2 separate regions of the Homo sapiens genome follow, and region 2 is linked to region 1. A link is a loop called in an ENCODE intact Hi-C map of the cell type or tissue named here. Cell type or tissue: PC-9. All regions are shown on one strand.

Evidence for each region. Hi-C counts contacts between places; a loop is a spot of excess contacts. Peaks named below come from ENCODE experiments on the same cell type or tissue, not always from the same donor. Only the 100,000 strongest peaks of a DNase experiment are listed, where the experiment ranks them.
Region 2: it touches region 1 in a loop (6-fold over the local background); 2 of 110 quality-filtered maps call a loop at or near these places.

Annotation. Positions count from the first base shown.
Region 1 is chr5:88,781,754-88,789,753 of GRCh38, forward strand. The region is part of intron 3 of MEF2C (myocyte enhancer factor 2C); the gene reads right to left. Among named protein-coding and RNA genes, the nearest start is that of GSCAR, 89 kb to the left of the region's middle. In PC-9, no CTCF peak of the experiment used is centred here; DNase peaks (open chromatin) are centred at 3,388, 3,808, 4,198 and 4,608; H3K4me3 peaks cover 2,072 bases; H3K27ac peaks cover 2,455 bases.
Region 2 is chr5:89,033,162-89,041,161 of GRCh38, forward strand. All of the region lies in intron 3 of MEF2C-AS1 (MEF2C antisense RNA 1), which reads left to right. Among named protein-coding and RNA genes, the nearest start is that of MEF2C-AS1, 150 kb to the left of the region's middle. In PC-9, no CTCF peak of the experiment used is centred here; a DNase peak (open chromatin) is centred at 4,120; H3K27ac peaks cover 1,529 bases.

The DNA of each region.
Region 1 (8,000 bases):
TTGAGGTCAGGAGTTCAAGACCCAGCCTGGCCAACATGGTGAAACCCCGTATCTACTAAAAATACAAAAATTAGCCAGGTGTGGTGGCACATGCCTGTAGTCCCAGCTACTCGGGAGACTGAGGCAGGAGAATTGCTTGAGCCCAGGAGGTGGAGGTTGCAGTGAGCCGAGATCGTGCCATTGTACTCCAGCCTGGGCAACAGAGTGAGACTCTGTCAAAAACAAAACAAAACAAAACAAAAAACTGCACATGTTCTGAGGAAGGAGGATCTTTTGATCCCAGGAGTTTGAGAAGAGCCCAGGCAACCTAGCGAGACTCTGTCTAAAAATTAAAAAGTGCACTACTTCATTAGGAACTTCTAAATTTATAAGATTTTGATTTATGTTTCAATTTACTGTAAAGAAGCTTATATAGTTTAAAATAAACCTCCTAGGCCAGGCACAGTGGCTCACTCCTGTAATCCAAGCACTTGAGAGGCTGAGGTGGGAGGATCACTTGAGCCCAGGAATTCGAACAGCCTGGGCAACATGGCAAAATCCTGTCTCTACAAAAAATACAAAAATTCGTTGGGTGTGGTGGTATGTGCCTGTGGTCCCAGCCACTTGGGAGGCTGAGGCAGGAGAATCACTTGAGCCCAGGAGTTGGAGGTTGCAGTAAGCCAAGGCTGTGCCACTGCATTGAAGCCTGGGCAATGGGCATGAAATCATCTCAAAAAAAAAAAAAATAAAAACAAGCAAAACGAAAACAACAAACGCAACAAAAAACCTCCTGAGGCCTCTATAATTTGCTTTTTTAATACACTGTATGTGATAAATAGTCCTCAGTCACAGAAATGCATGTGCACCTTATTAGTGCAAACTAAAATTATATGAATATTTCTGAAGCAACTTGTCCTATGAAATAAAAATATAAGTTTGGTGAAAGCTTTCAGGCTTTTTAGCACACACACATATACATACTTACAAAACGTAAAATATTTTGGCACTTCCACTTTTCACAACTGTTTCTGTCTTTTCCAGCGGAACCTCTCTCAAGAATTGTCATTATGCTAATTTACTGCTCGAGACCACGGAGTGTCTTTCTGATGCCAATTGTATCACATTTAATTCCACATCAAATATTTAGAGTGCTTGATTTCCCTGTCTCTTCTTCCCATTTTCATTGCCATCTTTCTTATATCTTTTTATTTATGTGAATATTCTCTTCATATCAAGCTAATACTTTTCATGCCCTTGTTTCTTTTTTCTTGTGACTCTTTGCATACTTGGTTTTTTGAAAGTTTGCCCACGTTTTTCATCAATTGATATCCATCTTTCTGAATTTGACTTGTTTGAGCCTAAAAAGGACTACCAATCATGGCTGCCTGTCCTGACCTTTTAAACTTCTTTCTACCACTTATTGCTTGATGACATGGTATCAGGAGCGGCACTGCCATCATGGTCGTCGTTATCATTATTGTAAACCTTACCAAGTGTCAGACCCTGTTCTAAGCATTTTATAAATGTTTATCCATTTAATTCTCATAACAGCTAAGCAGAAGATAGTATTATTAACCTCTATTTACAGACGATGGGATTAAGAAACAGAGAGTTGGCCGGGTGCAGTGGTTCACGCCTGTAATCCCAGCACTTTGGGAGGCCGAGGCTGGCGGATCACCTGAAGTCGAGAGTTCAAGACCAGCCTGACCAACATGGAGAAACCCTGTCTCTACTAAAAATACAAAAAAAATTTAGCTGGGCGTGGTGGCACATGCCTGTAATCCTAGCTACTCGGGAGGCTGAGGAAGAATTGCTTGAACCCGGGAGGTGGAGGTTGCGGTGAGCTGAGATCACGCCATTGCACTCCAGCCTGGGCAACAAGAGTGAAACTCCATCTCAAAAAAAATAAAATAAAATAAAAAATAAAACAGACAGTCTAAGTAATTTGCCCAAGGACATATAGAACTCAGGCAGTCTATCTCCAGAACTGATGCTCCTCAACACTGTGCTATGTTGCCTCCCTCTAAATACCCCATAGTTCTCATTACGTTGTTTTGTCCAGTTGATTCCCACATGTATTTTCTACCTTAATTGGACTGTAAGTTTTGTGAGGTCACAGACAATGTCTTCCAAACTTGTATTTCTCCTGGCATCAATATAAAGTTCTGTATATCCTAAGAATTTAATAATTATTGCTTGAATAAAACAAAATCTACATATAAAAGTGGAAGCAAATTTTTAAGATATACATACTGGAAGGCCACTTTCAGAAATGAAGGTAAAAATATAACAAAAATCTTGAATGCTTTAATGAATAATTTGCAATATAAGTCTAACTGCATTGAAAATCGATAATGAAATTGCTGTATTAATTTCTTTGCACTTCTATTTAATATTTCTTAACTGTCATTATAAGCATTTGATGCATAGAATAAGCATACTTTCTTTTGTTTAAGCCAAGCTGCTTGCATTATTTTGGCTTTCTATTACAGATAATACTGTAGACATTTCAAATCCACAATGATTTGGAGGTAGTCAAATCAATATCAGCTACATAATACATAAAGGATGGATGCAAATTTTATAGCAAAGAAATTAATAATTTATATCTGTTTACTGTAACAAAATTTTTTGTCAGCTTTTTCTGAAGTTTAACAATGCTTGAGCCAATATTGATAAATTATGTATAACATATAACTGTTTAAGATAAAATGCTACTAAAATAACTATATTATTTCATGTTTATAAATGTTACAGAATCTATTATATGTAGTAATTCACGTAGTACTCTTTCTGTATGATAGCCTAGCATAGTTACCATAGCTCATATCACTATTACATCTAAAAATATTTTTTATTTCAGCAGTTAAAAAGAACCAATATTTTCCATATTACAGACTTTGCTGAAGAGTCAGAAATGAATAATATAATATCAAAGGTAATAATTTCCCAAACTGAATTTATCCTGCATGGTACAAATGACTCAACAATGAAAATTTTGTTTAAAAAGTATTCATGTAAAAGGCTTTGTCCCTGGAATACAGCTCTAAGTGGCTCACTATCTAGGTTGAAAATGGTTTCGCAGGGTTGTATGTCCTATTTTTCCATGCCTGCAGTAAAGATACAATATGGGAATTCAGCTTGGTAATTACTAATACACCACACAGACACAATTACACCCTGTATGCTGCATAAAGGAATCACTTGTGGTCTGCATCCATTACAAAGAGCAGTAGGGGGCCAACATGCAAGACGACAAAATGCTTTACAAGACGGAAGGAGACCAGAAGAGTCGATGTACACAGATACAAGGACCTTGATTCTTCTAGCAATGATTTAAGCCTCTTTCCATCAATTATCGTCTTTTGTCTCAAGAGTCTTATCACCAGCAGCATTACAGGAACTGAACATAACAATGCTCAGACTCGTATAACCCTATGAACTGTGCTGACATTTCCACACCCTGTTGCTATGTTTGACCTGGTTTACAGATTACTTAAGCAAAACAAAATAGAAAAAAAAAGCATTCCCATTGCAAAACTGGCATACACACACACACACACACACACACACACACACACACACACGTATTTTTTTATGACTTACTCAGAATTCCATTTGTTGAAACTAAAAGCCATCCTACTCCAGAAATGCTATTTTTCAAAGTAGTTTCTACATCATTTTAAAGATTAAAAGTAAAAATCTGCTTGAGTGAAAATAATAATTTTAAGAAAGAGACTAAATGTTGGCATGTTAAGGGGATACAGACTGAACAAGAGAATTTCATGTCTCAGGGAGCTAAACTAAAATGAGTCAGCTGCTCTCTTAAGGTACAATGAGTCACAGGAATAATTTTCTTGCTGTGAAACTCCTTAAAGTTTTGAGTTTAATTGCAAGCAGTAAGTGGTTTTTATTATAACAGAGTTTCCTCTGTTAATTATTACACGACGTACATTATTTTACAATACTTTCATTTAAGATTCTCTTTTAAAATACATCTTACAAATATGAATTTTTAAGACCTTAGGAAAGTTAGTTATTTATGGCAGTTTGTCAGGTTCCCTGAAACAAAGCCTTGTCTTTCAGAAAATGTTTACAACCTATGAGGAAAAAAAAAAAAGTATCCTGGGGCTAAAATGTTTATTGGCACCTAGAAGTCTGAAGAGAGAGTCGGGCCTGTGGTTTTTTGAGGGCACTTTATCATCGCCCGCATTCTCAAAGGTTTCTCTGAATGAATAGAACTGGATTACTCAGCCTTCTATTCCACGCCTATTCCTCTCCATTTTCCTTGGCACGACTGAGAGCCAGGCTATTTTTAGTTAAGCAGTTTTCTATTTTTAGACAACTACCAGTTAGAAGACATTTGTTAGGGAAAAATTAAAAAAAAAGCACACACACACAAAGGGAGGAGGGAAAGAAGCTTCCTCCACATATTGTGAAGCAGCCTTCAACCTGTAACTCCAGGCATTTCAGCTGCTTTCAATCTTGGAAAAATAAAGAAAAATTCAGAGTTCAGGGTTTTAAAAATAAACCTACCCTCTGGCAAACAGACCAAAATACAACAAGCTGTTACTATGTGAAACAGTGACTACAAAAACAAAGAACATTCTCCAATGATTAAACTGCGAGAAAAGTTGAAGAACTGATTAGGTTGTAAGAATGTTGCACAGGCATGTAACAATTTTCCAGCCTCTCAGCCAGATGTATCATGTTTTAGAATTTAGAGAGGGGAAAAAAAAATCTCATCTGTAAAGTTAAACTAACGATGTGGGATGCAACTTTAAGGTTGAACCTTTTATTAAGCTTAAAGGCAATGAAATTCACTGCATTTTTCTAACATTTGTGTTCTATGGAATTTCTCTAGAAATTATAACCATCTGTTTATAGAAAAACCATACATTAAAAAATCCAGTGCTAACAGAAAACAAAAAATAAAGGCTGCTACATATACATACTACATATATGTGTGTATATATATACATATATGCATTTAATGTCCATATATCACTACATTTATTAGTCTCACTTTTAGTTTAAATGGGAAAAATGGTTCTCAGATTGGCTTAGCATATCAAATTATTCTACTTATTCAAGGCCATGCCTTCATCTGAAATCTACAGTAAGATTTTTCAGGTGCTCACAGTTGTAACTGCTTTCCTTCTCCTCTGTTAGCCCACTGTACTTTGTCTATATCTTATTATGGTTCAGATAATTGGGTATCATAATCACAGATGCATCACCAGTAACTGGCAGAATGCTTAGCAAATGATCTTCATGTCCATCAATATCTACTGAATGAGAGAACAAATACTGTGTATATTCTGTCCACCATGGACTGCTACTGGCCCTGGAGGGCCGTGAACACCATACTTTGCACATACACTTAATAAATACTTGTGGAAAAGAAAAAAAAAATCAATTCGTTGACCTTTGTTAGATCTTCTTAATTTATGTAAAATGCTACAGTTATTTATATAATCATTCAATATTTACTTATAAATAATACACTTATTAGCATAAACTATGCAGTCGTAAATTAAGAATTTTTGTCTTTCTTTTGGTTAGCATTTTTTCTTCTCTGAACTTTTTCTCTTGACTTTGAAAATAAAACTAATTTTTTAAAACTTAAGGGTTGACAATGGGCTCTGACAGCTGTTATAACCTGCAATCCTCATGACAGCCCCGTAAGGAGCTCAGGGTAGACAGCATTAACTCATGAGGAACCTAAAGCCCAGCAAGGTTACATAACTCGCCCTCCGTTAGAGAATGAGAGTGTGTGATGTTGCTGTAACTGGAACTGAATTTTTAATCTCCATCTTTCCTTCAAATTTGTGGAGCTTTTAAAGTCCTATATCCTAGAAGTAAAATTTGAAAGATGAACTCTCATAACAATGCTTCAACAATATTCTTTAGAAAAATCACTTTGTAGCTTTATTTTTCCCCCACATGAAATTAATTCAGAACAACTACAGTTAAGGAAAACCAATCATGGAGTCTGGATGAAGATAAAATTCCGCACATACTAATTAAGAAAAATCAGAAGAAACCGTGTGCACGCATGATCTTTTCTTTCCTGTTGGAAAAGTTCACAAGGGACCTAGCTTATTTCTACGTTCTTACTACTCATTTTTCCTGTGCCTTTTCCATTTTCTCTTCTTCCTCAGGGCAATTCCAGCTTCAGTGATCCCTCCATTTTCTCGTCTTTCTCCACAAAATCACATAGACTTTAACAAATATTCTGTTCCTTGGAGTAAATGCCAACTGAGTGATTCAACTTTCCTGGTTGGATTTCTCTGCCCTGGCTCAGGTCCTGACTGACGCACAGTGGGCATGTCATAAATGCCTGCTGCAGGAATGGAAGGTGAAGTAGCCAGGTGCAACCTCTCCAGTTTACATATCCTTTATTGGGCTGTATCTATTAACCATCATGCCAGTTTGTTTGTTTGTTTATTTATTTATTTATTTATTTATTTATTTAGAGACTGTGTCTCGCTCTGTCACCCAGGCTGGAGTGCTGGAGTGCAGTGGCACAATCTCAGTTTACTGCAACCTCCGCCTCCCGGGCTCAAGCAATTCTCCTGCTTCATCCTCCCGAGTAGCTGGGATTACAAGCGTGTGCCATCACGCCTGGCTAATTTTTTTTTTTTTTGTATTTTTAGTAGAGATGAGGTTTCACCATGTAGGCCAGGCTGGTCTTGAACTCCTGACTTCAAATGATCCGCCTGCCTCGGCCTCCCAAAGTGCTGGGATTACAGGCATGAGCCACCTCGGCCAGCCCATGCCAGTTATTTGAATGAAAGAGAACACTAGATGCACCAGTTTCGTCATTTACTGTCCAACAGAGGGTTTCTTTCATAATGGACAATTATATTTGGGAGCCACTAGTCACATCTTGCTTGAAATGTGGATAGTGAGACTGAAAAGCTGAACTTTTAATTTTATGTAATTTAAATTATATTTATATTTGTATAGCCACATGTGGCTAGGCTACCTTACAGATTAATGCAGATCTATGTCTTTTCATCTGAAGTCTGGTTATATTATCCAAAGAAAATTTACATGACACAAATGAGTTTATAATTGTCATAGTATAGGTGCTAAATATACCATTTATTTACAAATGTGTACAGTAACTTTCAAAGGGGTTGGGTTTCTGGAACTAACCACAGAGTCAATCAATAAACTTATGTCCTATTGAAATAACTGAGAGTGAAGTTGGCTTTAGATTAGTAGTAGCTCATGCATAGGGTAACTTTGGTCTATTTTTCTATGAAATGGTTTCCTCCTTGACATCATAGTGATGGAACTTGTTTATGATTAAATAGTAATATGCACACTTTTATTTTTGAAAAATAAAGTAATTCAGAAATTATAAAATAAGTTACTATTATTAAAATAAGTTACTATTATTAATTCATATATCTACTTTTTTGTAATACTTTTTTTTTTTTTGAGATAGAGTCTTGCTCTGTCACTCAGGCTGGGGTACAGTGGCATGATCACAGCTCACTGGAGCCTCAACCTCTCATGCTCAGGTGATTCTCTGACCTCAGTCTCCTGCGTAGCTAGGAGTACAGGTATGCACCACCACATCCAGCTAATTTATTTTTATTTTTGTAGAGTTGGAGTCTCTGTATGTTGCCCAGGCTGGTCTTGAACTCCTAGGCTCAAGTAATCCTCCTGTCTCAGCCTCCCAAAGTGCTGGGATTACAGGTGTGAGCCACCATGCCTGCTATAACTATTTTTTTTTTTAATGTGAGGAAAAAACCCAAACACCCATTGTGTAGTTTTACTGTTTACAACGTTTCTTACCCTAGAACAGTAGCTCTAAATAGTTATTCAGTTTATTTACTAAAACATAAAGATAAGAGATTTAATTGATATGAAGAGGTTTTCAGAATCTAATTAACCTTCCAGCTAGTCATTAACTCTATGACCTTTAGAAATAATTGACAGAGAATTTTTTTTCTTATTCATAACTTCTTCCAGGTGGTTAAATTTCAGAGTAGTGCAGAATACAC
Region 2 (8,000 bases), 250 kb after region 1:
TCCCCTCTCTGCTTCTAGGTGTACCTCTGCTTCAGTATTCTCTCTGCTTCTTCATCCTTCATTCCATCTACTTTCTCACAGCATCCACATTTACATGTTCTCTCTTTTCTTTAGCCAAGTAGTCTTCAGCTTAGATTTCTAAGAAAGAAAATCTGATTGACCCTGATTGGGGATAGGTATTGACCGTTGGTTGACAAGACCACTCCAAAGATGACCCAGTTAAAAACGGAATCAATTCAGTACACATACACACACACACACACACCCCACAGCCTCTGGATTTTCAACAAGTACAGTATACTCACCAAAACTTTACTATGTAAGGCATTTAAAAATACTTTTGCAATATATTTTAGGAAATTTAATATAGAGAGGTAACTTGTATTGGAAAAAGAACAAGGGCTTAAGGAAGTGACAGCTTTGCTTAGGTTTTTTGCACTGACATGTAGTAAGTTATGGGGCTGTAGGGAGTTTTCCATTTTTACAGTCTCAGTTTCCACACCTGTAAATTGGGGATAACGATACCTGTCTTACAGGAGTTCTTCTGATAATGAACAATAGTATGCATGAAATGACTAGAACAGTGTGTAAATTCATGCTAATAGTCAATAAAAGGAGCTATTACTACTATCTTTATATTTTGTGTGATTTAGGGTCATATAATCAGCATTTTAAAATCAGATGAGGTCATATATGTTGTTGGCTCAAAGAAGCTACCTTGAGGCACTCCCTGAAGAACTTCAAAATAAATGCATATTCTTTTCTCAAAGTTAACTAAAAAGTCAACTCATAGTGGAATAGAGAAAGGTATACAAAGTCAATTTAAAGCCATCTTTCCCAAGCTTCTGTTATTTTCTTTTCTCTCTCTCTCTTTTTTTTTTTTTTTTTGAGACAGAATCTCACTCTGGTCACCCAGGCTGGAGTGCAGTGGTGCAAGCTTGCCTCACTGCAACCTCTGCCTTCCAGGTTCAAGCAATTCTGCTACCTCAGCCTCTGAGTAGCTGAGATTACAGGCATGCGCCACCATGCCTGGATAATTTTTGTATGTTTAGGAGAGACGGGGTTTCACAATGTTGGACAGGCTGGTCTCAAACTCCTGACCTCAAGTGATCTGCCTGCCTTGGCCTCCCAAAGTGCTGCAATTCCAGGTGTGAGCCACCACGCCCAGCCCAAGCTTCTGTTATTGGTAAACTTTTTCCACAAATTGTTGATATCTCTGTAATACCTAAACAATTATTTAATGTTTTTCACTAAATTAACTTTATATGAATTCATCATTTTAAGTTATTAACCTCATGTTTGTAATACTATTTTTGAAATTAGGATTTGACATACTGGTTATATATATTTTCCTAATAACCATGATCATAAATGTGTAACTATTCATGTAAAAAAGAGTTCATCCTTTTACCATATAAAATGAACTTGAGGTAACACTGACTTCACAAGACGTCTTCAGAGCCAATACAATTGACCTAAATCAGAATTAAAACAACATATTTAAAGAAATAAATATGTCATTCAGAAAAAGAGAGTTGGTCAGCCCTGGAACAGAGCAGAAATGAGTCACCGTGGTGACCATCAGCTGACAGCCTCAGCACTCTCTGGGTACCCTGCAGGCCCATGCAGTCAGCTCCACCCTTTGGCAGGTCTTTCCATCTCCTGGAGACAGACATATCACAAGCCACTTAACTTCCCTATGATTCAGTTTATTTGTTTGTGAAATAGGGATATCATATAGTTCTCAAATATTTGACATGAGAAAGCATAAAAGAATGTCCTTGCTATGGACTGTTTGTGTCCTCTCCCCATTCATGCCCCCAGTGTGATGGCATTTGGAGGTGAAGTCTTTGGGAGGTACTTAAAATTCCGTGAGATTATGAGGGGGGCCCTATAATGGGATTAGTGCTCTTATAAGAAGAGGAAAGGACCAGAGTCCTCTCTCTCTGCTATGTGAGGATACAGCAAGGAAAATCACAAAGAGGGCCCTCACCAGGAGCTGAATCAGCTGGCATGCTGATCTCAAACTTCCCAGCCTACAGAACTGAGAAATAAATTTTTGTTGTTTAAGCCACCCAGTCTATGATACTTTTGTTATAGCAGCCCAAACTGATTAAGACTGTCCTGAATAAAACTTTTTAAAATTAAAAACAAAACTTTTTACTCTAATCTTCTGTTGGGTAGGGCAACTTGACTTATCAGGCTTCATGAGTTGTTTTTCCGTTGGCAGTTATATAAATTGGCAAAGAGGCCTTACATGTCCACCTTATGAACTTTGTGAGACAACTCTGATAATTAATTAAACTGCAAGTCCCAGGGAAGACCCTGGTTAGTGTTAAAGGTGCCAAGGTAAATCCTATACTGGTCTGGACTCCTGAGGGCTAATTGAATTTCTCAAGGTATCAGGGTGCAAATGCTTCTAACACTTGTAATATGCTATATAGTTTATTAATCAGCTATTTACAGAAATCTAGCTACAAATATGACATTGCCAATAGGAAAATACTCTAAAGAGATTCCTGGGTCTCATAGTTTATCATCTCACTAAGGAATTCACAGGTGCATACATGATTTTTTTATATATATGAGTACTTCTCCATATATTACCTCACAATAACCCTATGTAACAGTTGAAAAAACTGAGGCACAGAACTTAAATGACTGACTGAAAGTCCACAGTGAACGTTTAATGGTGGAACTAAGATTAGAGTTCAAAGTCCAGCATTCTTTACAAAGTGGTTGCAAACCCCAGGATTGTCTTCTTAGAGGGCAGATACCCAGGCCCCTTAAATAGATACTCTACATTGGGTGGATTTTTTTTTTAATTGAGTTGAGGTCTCTCTCTGTTGCCCAAGCTGGAGTGCAGTGGCATGATTGTGGCTCATTACAACCTCAAACTCCTGGACTCAAGCGATCCTCCCACTTCAGCCTCCTTGGTAGCTATAACTAAAGGGGTGCCTGCCACTGCACCCAGCTGATTTTTGAAGAATTTTTGTGTGTGTGTATGGAGACAAAGTCTTGTTATATTGCCCAGGCTGGTCTTGAACTCCTGGGCTCAGGCAGTCGTCCTGCCTTGGCCTACTAAAGTAGTGGCATCTCAGGCATGAGCCATTGCACCCAGCCAGAAATCTGCATTTTAATGAAACCTCAGGTGATTCTAGTGCGGATCATCTGCTATGATAAGCATCATATCAGGTTATGCAATGTTCTTATGAAGTAACTTGGCAGCAGTTGCAAAACAACACACAAATATGTTTAAAATTCTAGAGTATGGAGTTATGCCGAGACGCAAGTGATGAAGACGAGGGTGCCAGAGAGGACAAGATCTTTTGTGCAGGCTGGTGCTGACCACGCACACAAAGGGGACATTTAGGTTGTCTGGAATTCCTTCAGTGATTTGGACAATGTTTGCTCATCACTTCTTTCAGCTCACACAAGAAATCCCAGGAGCATTTTGCCTTAAAATTCTTATTCCTTTATTCGAAAAAATAAAAAATTAAAACTGGACTCAATGTCTTAAATTAGGAAAGAATTCAGCATCAAATGTTTCTTTTTGCCCTTATATGGATTTTTTTGAAAGCTCTGTCTAAAATACCATGTTCTTTCCATGTCATCTTCATTGTGAATGCAGGCAACAGGATTCTGCCCTTGGATGGCTTTCAGGGGAAGAGACAGAACAAAACAACAAAACACTTTATGTTTCTTTTCAACGGCACAGATTTTTACATGTGAGGGTCAGGGTTGAGTTCAAAATGTTGCTCATTTGGGAGCAATGAATTTCTGTTTTTCAGATGATATGAAAAAATATAGAGTAAACGAAGCATAGGAAAACACTGACAGTTACTTTGCAACGATGTGAATGGAAAAACTGTACAGATTGCATTATATTTGAGTGGACATTTTAGCATGAATACTCATGTGTAATTCATCTCTTACCCTCAAAGTTAGAAGCCTATGACTCTGGCAAGCAGGCATTTGTTCGGAACCCTGGCTTTCAACAGCCATCACTGTGTACCGGGAGCCAGTATGGGATTCCCCCTCAGGGGATGGAAAGTGGCAGGAAGTGACCTCTCAATTGGACCATTGTCTAAGGAAATGTTCTAAACGTCTTTCCCTCAGCCTGGTTGGAGATACATAATCAACATATTTGTGCCATGAGAAGGGAGCCCCAGTCAGGGCCAGTCCTTCTGCAAACAGCTCCTTCTTATTTGTTCTTCCCTTTTGTCTAGCTTTGGGGAATCGCTGTGATTCAGCACTTAGGTGAGTGGTTATTCCTGTCTCCCAGATCATACGTCCCTTCACCTAACTTGTGAATTTCCCTCTGATATCTTACTGATGACATTCCAGAAAGCAGCATATCCAAGACTATTACTGGCTAGATACAAGGCAGGGACATTTGCTATTTATGGCCTCTGCCATTTCTCACTGTATTCCTTCATTTTAATATATGCATGTCTTTTCTGCTGGGTCAAGCGTAAGTGTCTGGAGGATATGTACGTTACTCATAATTTTAAAATGGCTACTATTATCATTATTTGTAGAGACAGGATCTCACTTTGTTGCCCAAGCTGGTCTCAAACTCCTGGGCTCAAGTGATCCTCCCACCTCAGCTTCCCAAAGTGTTTGGATTGTAGGAATGAGCCACTGCACCTGGCTGAAATGGCTTTTAGTTCAGAGCTTCATGTATAATGGTCCCTCAATGAATGAATGAATGAATAAATAAATAAACTTGCAGTGTCAATGATTATAGGGACAGTCCCTTTTCCCTCTGCCCTTGCTCCAAGAGGTCTTTTGAGTTACCTGTCCTTGAAACTAGATCTGGCTTCAGCCCTGTGTCTTTGCTTCTGGCTTAACTGCCATGGTGCCATTTTGTACACATTGTAAACAAAATGGAAAGATAAGAGTGGGTGAAATAAGCCATGGCCAGAGCTACTGGTCAAAATCATGACAAAGGCAAGATTTATGCTTAGTGTCTTCCACCATTTCTGCCCATGGTCACTGACTCCCTCTAGGTGGGCCCCTGCTTTGCCATCAAACTTTTACCAGGTTCACCAAAATACTCACTGAACTTAGAAGGCACCACATCCAAATCGTTCTTTATCTATTATCTGTCTGAGCTTATCTGTACTCCATCTCAAATGCCCTTACTTTCTGCTAAGTGACAATACTTGGTAATAGATGAATGAAATAAACCAGGCTTTCCTGTTATAAGACCTAGCCAATATGGTACCCTTCTCAAGAATCAAAATGTCTCAACTTGATTTAAAGACCCTTTAGTATTTGTGCTAGGTATATTGATTTGCTTTTAATAAAATCTCTTTTCTTTACTTTTTTTTTTTTTTTTAAGAGATGGGGTCTCACTCTGTAAGCCCAGGCTGGAGTACAGAGGCATAATCATAGCTCACTGCAGCCTCAAACTCCTGCACTCAGGAAATTCACTTCTGCCTCCAAAAAAGCTGGAACTACCAGCACACACAACCACACCTGGCCAAATTGCCGTTACAATCTCTTAAATTCCTTCCTTCTTCTATGTTTATTTACATGGTTGCTGTCCTGGTTCTGGCAAAACAGGTCTGGTTTTCTTGCTTTGTCTCTCTTAGCAGTCCATCCAATGATCTGTTGCCAAATTGATCTTTTTTAAAACATCTCTTTTATCATGTTACTTTTTGTCTAAAATTGCACTCATTGATTCACATTGTATTGCCTGCATGGTGGACTTAAAACATATAGGCCACCTCTTTCCCACTCCTCATGGTAGACATTAGTAATCAATCATTCTTTGTTTGCCTAAGAGCCCATGGCCTAAGAACACAGATTTCTAATGAACCACTATCAATTGCTAGGAGATCTCCACATGAAACTTCTTTCTCATACTCAATGGACCACAATGGGAAATTCAAAGTCAAAGTCCATACCCAGGAATTCAACATAAGTTAATCCCATTATGCCTTTCATTGAATGTAGGTACAAAATCTTCCTACTGTGCTCCAGCAAAATTCTGAACATAACTCTCTACTGAATATACTCTATTCTGACCAGACTCTGGGCTACTCTTTCTGAAATTCCACTGCTGGTAATGTTCACTCTACTTTTCTAACTTGATCCAAACAGGCCCGTGTTTCAAGGCCAAGCTTGAATTCTTCTCACTCCCTGAATACTTCCTAGGACATGTCAGGCAGGGATTGTCTTAACTCAAAGAACTGTCTATGCCACTCATTTAGCCAACAAGTATTACAGATTTGTGAATGGGCTCTCTTGTGGCTATTATTTACTTGTCGATTGTGTGCCTTCTTTTTTTTTTTTTCTTTTTTTTGAGCCTCACATTTTCTTTTTTTTTTATTGTTATTATACTTTAAGTTTTAGGGTACATGTGCACAACGTGCAGGTTTGTTACATATGTATACATGTGCCATGTTGGTGTGCTGCACCCATTAACTTGTCATTTACATTAGGTATATCTCCTAATGTTTTCCCTCCCCTCTCCCCCAACCCCACGACAGGCCCCGGTGTGTGATGTTCCCTTTCCTGTGTCCAAGTGTTCTTACTGTTCAATGGGACTGTAAACTAGTTCAACCTTTGTGGAAGACATTGTGGCAATTCCTCAAGGATCTAGAACTAGAAATACCATTTGACCCAGCCATCCCATTACTGGGTATATACCCAAGGGATTATAAATCATGCTGCTATAAAGGCACATGCACACATATGTTTATTGCAGCACTATTCACAATAGCAAAGACTTGGAACCAACTCAAATGTCCATCAATGATAGACTGGATTAAGAAAATGTGGCACATATACACCATGGAATACTATGCAGTGTGCCTTCTTTTCTAGATAGATTTCAGAAGGGAGGGACTACATTTCTACCTCTTTCTATTTTTCCTAGTGCTAATTTACAACATCATATGAAATGCAGGCCTTTATTACTTGATTTCAGATATGGAGGCAGGTGAGTATAGGAGAGATTAAAATTACATTCACAGACACATACCATATTTCTCATTCTCTAGCATAAAATATTTCTAAACATGGAATTGTACATCTGGGTGACAACCCTCAAACTGCAATTGGGAGCTAAGGATATAATCTTTAAAACAATTTGGTATAGTTTTGTTTTGTAGCTAATGTTTATTAAGTACCTATTGTGTGCCAGGCACTGTGCTGAAGATTTACACACAGGATCTTTTTTAATTTTCACAACTACCTTGTGAGGCAGAGACTATCCTATCTTCAATTTGTAGATGGAAAAAAAAAAAACCAGGCTCAGAGAGCTTATATAATGTACCCAAGGACACAGAAATGGTATATAGCAGAGAACCGGGATTCTACCTGGCTGTCTGCTGTCTGACAATTGGGCCTTTTCTCATCATCACCACTAATATAGCAAAATACAATACAGTGAAAAGATTACCTCACAGATGGATTTGGCGACTGCTTTTAGAATTTCAGTGAGTAACATGAAAACTTAAAGAAGAGTGATAAATGTCAGGATGCTTCTGTGGAAGAAATGTGATTGTTTGGTTTATCACAAGTGAGCAAAGAATGCTCAGAGACTGGACTGGTATTTAACAGTATAAATCTGAAATCATGAGAACAGACTAAAGGAGTGCAATAGAGAAGGGAAGAGAGTGTCTGGGAGGCTGCAATACGGTAGGTTTGAGAAAAATAAGGGAAGGGGCTGAAAGTCTTCTGGAATAGGCTACCCCAGAGAAAAAGGAAGAGGGATAGACTAGCCTATTGTAAGTGAGGAGATGCTAAGAGAGAGCATAATGAGAAAATGGGCCATGTGTAATGACTGTCTTAGCTATCGTAACTCAATGGAGTGTAGTTCATACATTCTCTTACACTAATAAAACTGCTGTTCCCTATACTGTATTTGCGAAATGGCAATGGCTAAGAAGCCAGAGAGAGCTGGGGAAAGATTGAAAGCCATGAACGCTCCCTTTGATGGGACAGTTCCTTCCAGTCTCCATCTTAGGCATTTATACTTGTAAGGG